Regions from separate parts of the Mus musculus genome. Here all the other regions are linked to region 2. A link is a loop called in an ENCODE intact Hi-C map of the cell type or tissue named here. Cell type or tissue: left cerebral cortex. All regions are shown on one strand.

Region 1 (2,500 bases), 620 kb after region 2:
GCCTGCTCTGGGAGTGTGTGGGGGTACACCCAGGCTGGCAGGAGGACTGTAGCAGGGAGCCAGAGCCTCCCGGGCACTCTTGCCCTCTGCTCCGGTTGTTCACTTCTAGGAACTGACCCTAAGGCCGCAATCAAGGATTCCTACAGCGCCTAGCCCAGGGCTGCGCTGGCCAGGCCATGTGGCGAGTCAGTGTCCACACCCTGGGGGGCCTCCTCTGTGCAGTGCTGTGTAGCTGTGGGAAGCCAGGATTTTGGCTAGATGGCATGAAGCTGGCATTAAAACCAGTGAAAAGGTCAGGATGGGAACAACTGTACGTGGATGTCCTTGACGGGAAGCTGTTTGGGCATTCGTTTGAAAATGTCCCGGACTGAAGAAGCACCCTGACCTTCCTGCCAATTCCTAGGGCCCCCCAACCAGCCCCTTCCTGAAATTTGGTACCTAAAGCCAGAGCCCAGACCTCTCCCTGCCCCTCCAAATCCCTGGCCTCGCCTACCACCCCTGGGAAGCAGATGATGGAATCTTACTGGTGAACTGGCTTTGCTGACTACCCCATTTCTTTTTACCCTTCCACATCATCTGAAAGGAGCAGAGAAGCGAAGCAAGCTAGGGCGTTGGCTGGCTAGGGATTTGTCCCGATCCTACACCTCACCCCCTCCGCCACACATCCACACTCTTCCAGTCCCTCTCCCCACTTCCCTCCTGCTCAGGGCCTGTAGCAGCCTGCTCCAAAGCCCAGAAAAGGAAGAAGAAGAAAAAAAAAACCTAACAACAATAACAATGCTCAGAGTCAATTCGCCGAGCCTAGCCATGCTCACGGCTGTCTCTCAGAGCTGCCCCCTCCAGACTCAGTTTCTCTACCTGGGAAGGAAGCATAACCACACCCCGCCCCGGGACCAGTGAGAGTCTGTGGAAGGAACAGTGTATGGTGTGAAGGGGTACCCTCTGGAGGCTTCTCCTGGGGCCCCCAGACCCTGAAAAGCCAGAGCAGAACCAAGCCAATCGCTGCTTTAAAGACATACCACTCCCCTGACAGCCCGAGGGCCAGGCCAGCCATGAAGGCGGAATCAAGACCCCAACAGAATTCTGTAATGAACACTCTGCTGTCTCAGTTTATGAGAGAATACATAAGACGTGTAATTGCTTTTGTATTTCGGACACTCATTAGAAGAATAATAAATGTTATTATTTATTAATATGGCAATGAATCATTCAGTTTTTTAAATTAAACATTAAACCGCTAACAAATTAAATGTAAATTATTAGGCCCGCGGATGATGGAGAGGCTCCCCGGGGAGGGGGCAGCTCGCTGGCTGCGCAGAAGCACGCCGCATGTCCCGGGACACAGCCGCAGGGCCGGGGTGAAGCGAGGACAAGACGGCTTGTGGGCTCAGCCTGCCCCCTGCTGGTTATCAGCAGGAACGCAGCAGTCGCAAGCACCCCATCCGCCCAGCGCCAGACTCCTCTGGATCCTTCTAGAAGCAGCTACGCCACGGGCTGTCAGGCGCCTGCGCTCTTGTCCCGCATGAATTTTTGCTGCGCAGACCTAGTTGGGGAGGGCTATCTGGCTTGGAAATGCGTGCGCCCTTGAAAGAAAACCGCCTCCTCTGTCCTCTGCAGCCTGGACCATAGTTCCTGGTGCACTGTCGTCACTAATAAGCATCCACTTGTAGAAAAAAAAAAAAAAAGCACAGAGATCCTCAGTATCTAGCAGAGGTTGCACAGCCAGAAGCTGGCAGAGTAGGAGATTGCAGTCCACCTGTGTCCAGTCCAAAGCCTGTGTTTATCTTGTATTGCTTGTTGGCCCTCTCAGGAGTTGGGGTCCCAGGCTAGTCTTCTGGAACCCATAAAGAGACACCTGTGTAAGGAGCCAAGGGAGTTATTTCCAAAGGACTAAACACCACATACCAAGTTACCTAGTGCACATAGCTGTTCAATAAGGTAGGCGCACGCCCACGCCCATTCCCAGGATATGTAAGCTGAGGCTGAAAAAGACTGCAACAAGCAAGAAATTAGAACTAGTACCTGCCAACCCAGACTTGGCTCCTGATCACTCCAGAACCAGACCCCATTCCTCAGGAAGCAGTGAGCAATCCCTCTGCCCACTCGTGTGCCCACTCCCCTGTATAACACACACACATGCTGGCCAGTACCCATGCCTTAAGGGAACACTAAGCTCAAATCGTATGAGTCCTCGTATGAGGGCACTGGGGGGCGGGGGGCGCGGGGGAGAACCGGGGTGGGTCCCTGACGCCGACAGTGCTAGTACGGCTGCTCTCTGGGACCTCCAGTTTATTCTTTAAGGAAGATCTCAGGAATTGAGCCACTGAACACTGAAGCCCCAGTCCCACAAAGTAAGGCTTCTAGGAAATACCCCAGACACTCGCTGAGACAGACTTCTGGGAAGGGGCTCACAGCCCACCCCAAACTGAGGGGGTTAGCCCTCTGCCGTCAGCCCAGGCTGCTGGGACAGGGAAGTCCAGCCCATAGGCAAGCCCTGGCT
Region 2 (2,500 bases):
CTGTTAACTCAAAATCCCCATCAGTAAACATGCCAGTTTAAAAGTGTAATTAACTCAGGCCGGAAAAGAATTCTGATTTGGACTGCTTTTCACAGTTGAGATTGTTTTTCTTTTATTTATTTATCTCTTTCCGGGTGTGGTGGTGTCTGTGGAGGGTTTTAGCCAGGAAAAATAGAAATGGGGAGGGCTTGGTGGGATGAGCCAGTTGGGACTGAGAATGCTGGCAGGGAGGGGCAAGGGGAGATGGGCTTGCCACAGGAAGCCTGGGGTCTGAATCTGGTTTCTGTCCTGGGCGGTGCCTGTGGCTCCTTGAAGATGGAGGAACTATGCTAGAAGGTGTGCCAAGGCCACTGACTGAGAGGGACACAGGTAACTTAGGGATTATAGGGTTCTGGGGTGACTCAGAGAACCTCAGGGCTCCCTCTAATGTCTCCTTGCTTCTGTCTCACGGCAGCTGCTCTACCTGACTTTGTGGCCTCCCTTCCTGGATCTCTCGCTTACGACAACCGACAACAAAGATGTTTGACTCCAGAAGATGCTCCCCGCGGCCCACCTGAGAGGACTGTCCACACCCCACCCCACTGCGCCCTGTGCCATCTACCTCTGAGTCCCCAACTTCTCACCCATGTTTCAACTCCCACCCCAGAGCCTTGTATTCCAGATCTGAGCAGCCCTTGCTTAGGAACCTGAGGTGGGGGGTGGGTAGGCAGACCCAGGGGACTGAGCAGGGAGGGGAAGGAGGGGTTTCTGCTCTTGGCTTTCAAAGTTCTCAGTGTGTGTAGCCCTTTGAATAATAAACATATGTCATATAATGTAAATATGCTTGCGTGTCTGTATTCAGAGGGACTTTTGTTAAGTGGCACATGGGGGTTAACAGTGTGGTCTGGTCTCCTTCAAGAGGGACCTCTTGGGATGTCTCTGGTCTCTGTCGTCAGTCCTTGGCTGAAAGCAAACATCCAGAAGCAGGGGTTCACACCTGGATTCCTGGCCCCCTCCCCCCCACACACACACACACTACCAGCCCCATAGTCTGATTCAAGTGCCGGGGACATGAAAAGATACCCTTTTCTATCCTTCTAGGGTCTCATGAGCCCCACCCCCTTCCAGCTCCATCTGTACAAGCTGAACCCCCTAGGGCAGAGGCCAGATCCTGGGATACAGCCTGTGCCCACGCGCCTCTCATTGCTGGGCCTCAGCTTGGTCACGACTCGGCAGGGTTGACTCAGACAGAGCCCGGAGCAGGAGACTCATAAATTACATAATTACCCATGAAACCTGCCGCCACCGCTCTCTCCAGCCGGGAGGGACACGCTCCGCTCAGGCTCTGGCCGGCAGTGACTCACTGTTCTCCCCAGAGCCTCTGCCCGCCCACCCACACAGCCACCTCATCTGGGCTAGCTGGGCAGGAGGAGGGGGACCTGGACTCCATCCCCCCTTCTTCCTGTTGTCAAGACAAAGGCAGGCAGGCAGGCAGCCCCCGTCTTGCTGAGAGGGCTTAGGTGGGGGCACCTGCCCCTCTAGCGTCCCTCTGCAGCCCCCTGGTGGCACTTCTCATAGATGGCTGCTTGTGACACAGGAGGAAACTGAGGCTTGGGAGATAGCCTGTCTCCTGTCCCTCCTGTAAGGTGGCTTTGATTACAGCTAATCAGACCAGCAGAGAGACCCTTGAAGTCTCCAGCTACCCCCATCCCCTTAAGACTTCTAGCTCAGACTTCTAGCTCCTTCCCCAGGTCTCTTAGGTAGAAACTGAGTGCACCTTTGAAAAACAGTTCAAAAATGATCATGCACTTGACAGACATGACAGGCAGAAGGTGGCCTTTCCAACCCACATGGGATAGGGTGAGGTGGGGGGCTCCCCAGCAGAAGGACACCAGTATATAGGAGAAATAGCTCAGCCAGTAAGGTACTTTCCATGCAAGCATAAGGACCTGAGCTCAGAGCCCCAGGACCCATGTAAAAGGGCAGTCACAGTAGTATGTACCTGTACAGTCTATAACCTCAGCATGCTGGGAAGCAAGGACAGAGAGATCTCTGAGCTCAATGGCCAGCCAGCTTAGCCAAGTCAGGAATCTCCAGACTGTGTGTGAGAGAAATGTCTCACACACACACACACACACACACACACACACACACACACACACACACTAAAATCGTGTGGAGAACCATTAAAGTGCCTGCTGACAGGAGCCTGGTATGGCTGTCCCCTGAGAGGCTCTGCCAGAGCCTGACCAATACAGATGCAGATGCTCACAGTCAAGTGTCAGATTGAACACGGGGTCCCCAATGAAGGAGTAGGGAAGAACCCAGGAAGAACAACAAAATCAACCAACCAGATACCCCTCCTCCCAGCTCCCAGGGACTAAACCACCAACCAAAGAGTACACATGGAGGGACCCATGGCTCTAGCTGGATATGTAGCAGAGAGGATGGCCTTATCTGGCTGGCATCAATAGGTGGGGAGGCCCTTGGTCCTGTGGAGACTCGATGTCCCAGCGTAGGG
Region 3 (2,500 bases), 310 kb before region 2:
CATCCCACGTTCCCTAATTGGGGGTGGACGGGACAGAGGACCACTCTGGGAAAAGGCCCTTGTTTGTACAAGGAAGGGCCAAAGGTCTCAGATCCGTGTCACCGCAGAGTCTGTGTGAAAGTGGCGCTGGCCTTCAGAGAACCACATTAGGGAGAGCTTTATGTTTGTATAGGGAAGGACAAAGGTCTGGGAACGATGTTACCACAAGAGCTGAGCAAAGTGAGACTGTCCTTCACACATCGGGGTGGGCAGTGTGGGTGAAGAAGCCACTGGAGGAAGCAGGGCTTCGTTCTTTCCATGTTCACACAGAGAAACAGCCCCTGCCTGGGCCTCTGGCTCCCTTCCGCATCCTCACACACCCCTGAACGGGCCTCTTCTGTGCGCCCCTCCTGCTGAGGGGATGTAGAAGACCTTCACCGCCCTGACACCAGGGAGCCATTTGGCCAAGCCTGGCTGTACGGATGGGAAACTGTATGGAACAGGCCGTAGTCTGGACTGTGTCTCACGTAGCTGTCTGTTCTGCTCCCATGAGGGGTGAGAGCATCCAGCCACCTGGCTGCGTTTGCTGGGAACGGACGTCAGGAGCAGTGACTGGAAGGCAGGGGGCCTAGTTGGGGAGGGAGGAACTCTGCAGGCTTGAGGCACCTTCCACCCCATATGACTGCCCAAAAAAAATACCTTGCTCGGGAGAACAAGGACCCCTCTCACATCCCCCACGTTTTAGACGGCCCATTACCACAGTTACAGACTCCTGGCTGTCTTTGGGTCCCCTCTCCTCATACACAGCTGACTCTGCCAGCTTCCTCTGCCCGGCCCCCACACTGCCAAGGCTGATAGGATTGGGCCACGGGGAGGAGTGAACCCCCAGAACTATCCGTCAGAATGCCTGGACAATCAATGCCTGGGAACGTCTGTGCTTCCAAAAATTTGTTATCGGTCTTCCTCTTGGGCCTCCTGAGCAGCCTGTATTGAGGAAGTTTGGAACAAGCAGTATGGTTCCTGGGACATGAGTTATGACAAGCCTGTGGCTTCGTGACTGGAAGGACTGGGGCCCTGGAGGGATTTATCACTCTGAAGAGAACCTTCAGAGGGCTTCATTAGGCTGAAAACGATAATGAATAGGCTCCCCTTGCCTGCATTCATTCACAACGGCTCTCCTCTTATCTGTTCCCTACAGGAGCCACTCTCTGAGGAAATGCAGACATCCCGGGGATGAACTGGTAACTGCTGCAGAGTAGGCGCCTTCCAGCCCTCTTCCTCCTCCACGTTGGCGAGGCGAGGCCAGGAGACCCGCCGGCAGGGGGCGCAGCCAGCTCGCCGAGAGCAGGGGCGCTAGGCGGGGCAGGTGTGCTGCCCGGGGAGCCAGCGGGACCCAGGGTGGTAGAAAAGTTGAGGCACGCAAAGGGGGAGTAGGGCGAGCCTTCTGGGGCCTTCAGGCCTGCACTGCCTTCCAGATAACCACATCCGGCCATGTATGGATATAAGCCAGATGCCGCCATCTCCCCCACTCTGTTTCTTTTTCTTTTAGAAGTGGTTTAAAGAGTAACACTGACTCTCTTCCGCACGACACTTTAAGGAGTGAATCCTCCTTCCACCCCAGTCCCCGCCCACTCAGCAGAGGTGAATGCAGTAACAGTTTCTTGTGTGATCTTCCTGAAACATCTATGTCTGTGTAAACATATACATAGAAAAGTGGATCTGGTACGTTCCCTTTCACACTACATAAATGAGTTCATTATATACACACTGTTCTGTCTGGAGCCTTTCTTTCTTTCTTTCTTTCTTTCTTTCTTTCTTTCTTTCTTTCTTTCTTTCTTTCTTTCTTTCTTTTTTTTTTTAAATCTTACCACTACTCATCTTGGGGATATGTGAATGTATTTTCCCTGTCTGTGTTAAACGGAACAGACGCAGGAGTGGGAGGGGGACTTGCTAAGGAGGAGAACTGCCTTTAAACTTCTACTTCTGTGTCTCTCCTCTATCTTCCCTACTCCAGCCACGCCCCACAGCACCCCACTCCTCTTCCTCTACCCCATCTCTGCCCCTTGGCCTTTCAGCTGTCGCCATGCCCTTCTTCCACCATGGCTGCCACGGTGACCGCTGGGGCTTCTTAAGGCTCTGACCTTGTAGCTTCACTTCTTGGAACCTGCCTGAGCTTTTCCTGTGGCAATGCCCAGTAAGGTCATGTTGGGGACCCCTCCAAGCTTCACCTCCTTAGGGACAGCTGCTCCCCTCACTCTTCTGAGACTCAGCTCCCAAAATAGCCAGGCGCCCGGGTGCCTGGCCTGCCCTGGCTGGGCTTCCTCCTGTTGCCGGGAAGACCTCCCCCTCCCCTGAATTGGCACACTCCTTTGAACCTATCAAGGCCCATCTCTACCTCCACTGGGATGTCTTCCAAAGGCCCTGCTGGGGCCTAGTGGCTCTCCTGGGGCCCAGCTAGAGTAGCTCACACAGTCTGACCTGACCTGCGTACTCTGTCCGTCTCGGGGCTGTTGCCCAGGGC

What was found. Peaks named below come from ENCODE experiments on the same cell type or tissue, not always from the same donor. Only the 100,000 strongest peaks of a DNase experiment are listed, where the experiment ranks them.
Region 1: a loop joins it to region 2, with 2.6 times the contacts of the local background. A loop is called at or near these places in 6 of 42 quality-filtered maps.
Region 3: it touches region 2 in a loop (2.1-fold over the local background); 3 of 42 quality-filtered maps call a loop at or near these places.

What each region holds. Positions count from the first base shown.
Region 1 is chr12:110,372,190-110,374,689 of GRCm38, forward strand. No RefSeq gene overlaps it. Among named protein-coding and RNA genes, the nearest start is that of Gm40577, 45 kb to the right of the region's middle. In left cerebral cortex, a CTCF peak has its summit at 1,404 (motif pointing left); a DNase peak (open chromatin) is centred at 1,443; H3K4me3 peaks cover 190 bases.
Region 2 is chr12:109,748,641-109,751,140 of GRCm38, forward strand. Mirg (miRNA containing gene) reads left to right here. Exons shown (of 8, transcript NR_028265.1): 8 at 455-818. Among named protein-coding and RNA genes, the nearest start is that of Mir3072, 2.0 kb to the left of the region's middle. In left cerebral cortex, a CTCF peak has its summit at 1,533 (motif pointing left); DNase peaks (open chromatin) are centred at 1,311 and 2,037; H3K27ac peaks cover 1,887 bases.
Region 3 is chr12:109,436,614-109,439,113 of GRCm38, forward strand. No RefSeq gene overlaps it. Among named protein-coding and RNA genes, the nearest start is that of Dlk1, 16 kb to the right of the region's middle. In left cerebral cortex, a CTCF peak has its summit at 1,304 (motif pointing right); a DNase peak (open chromatin) is centred at 1,299.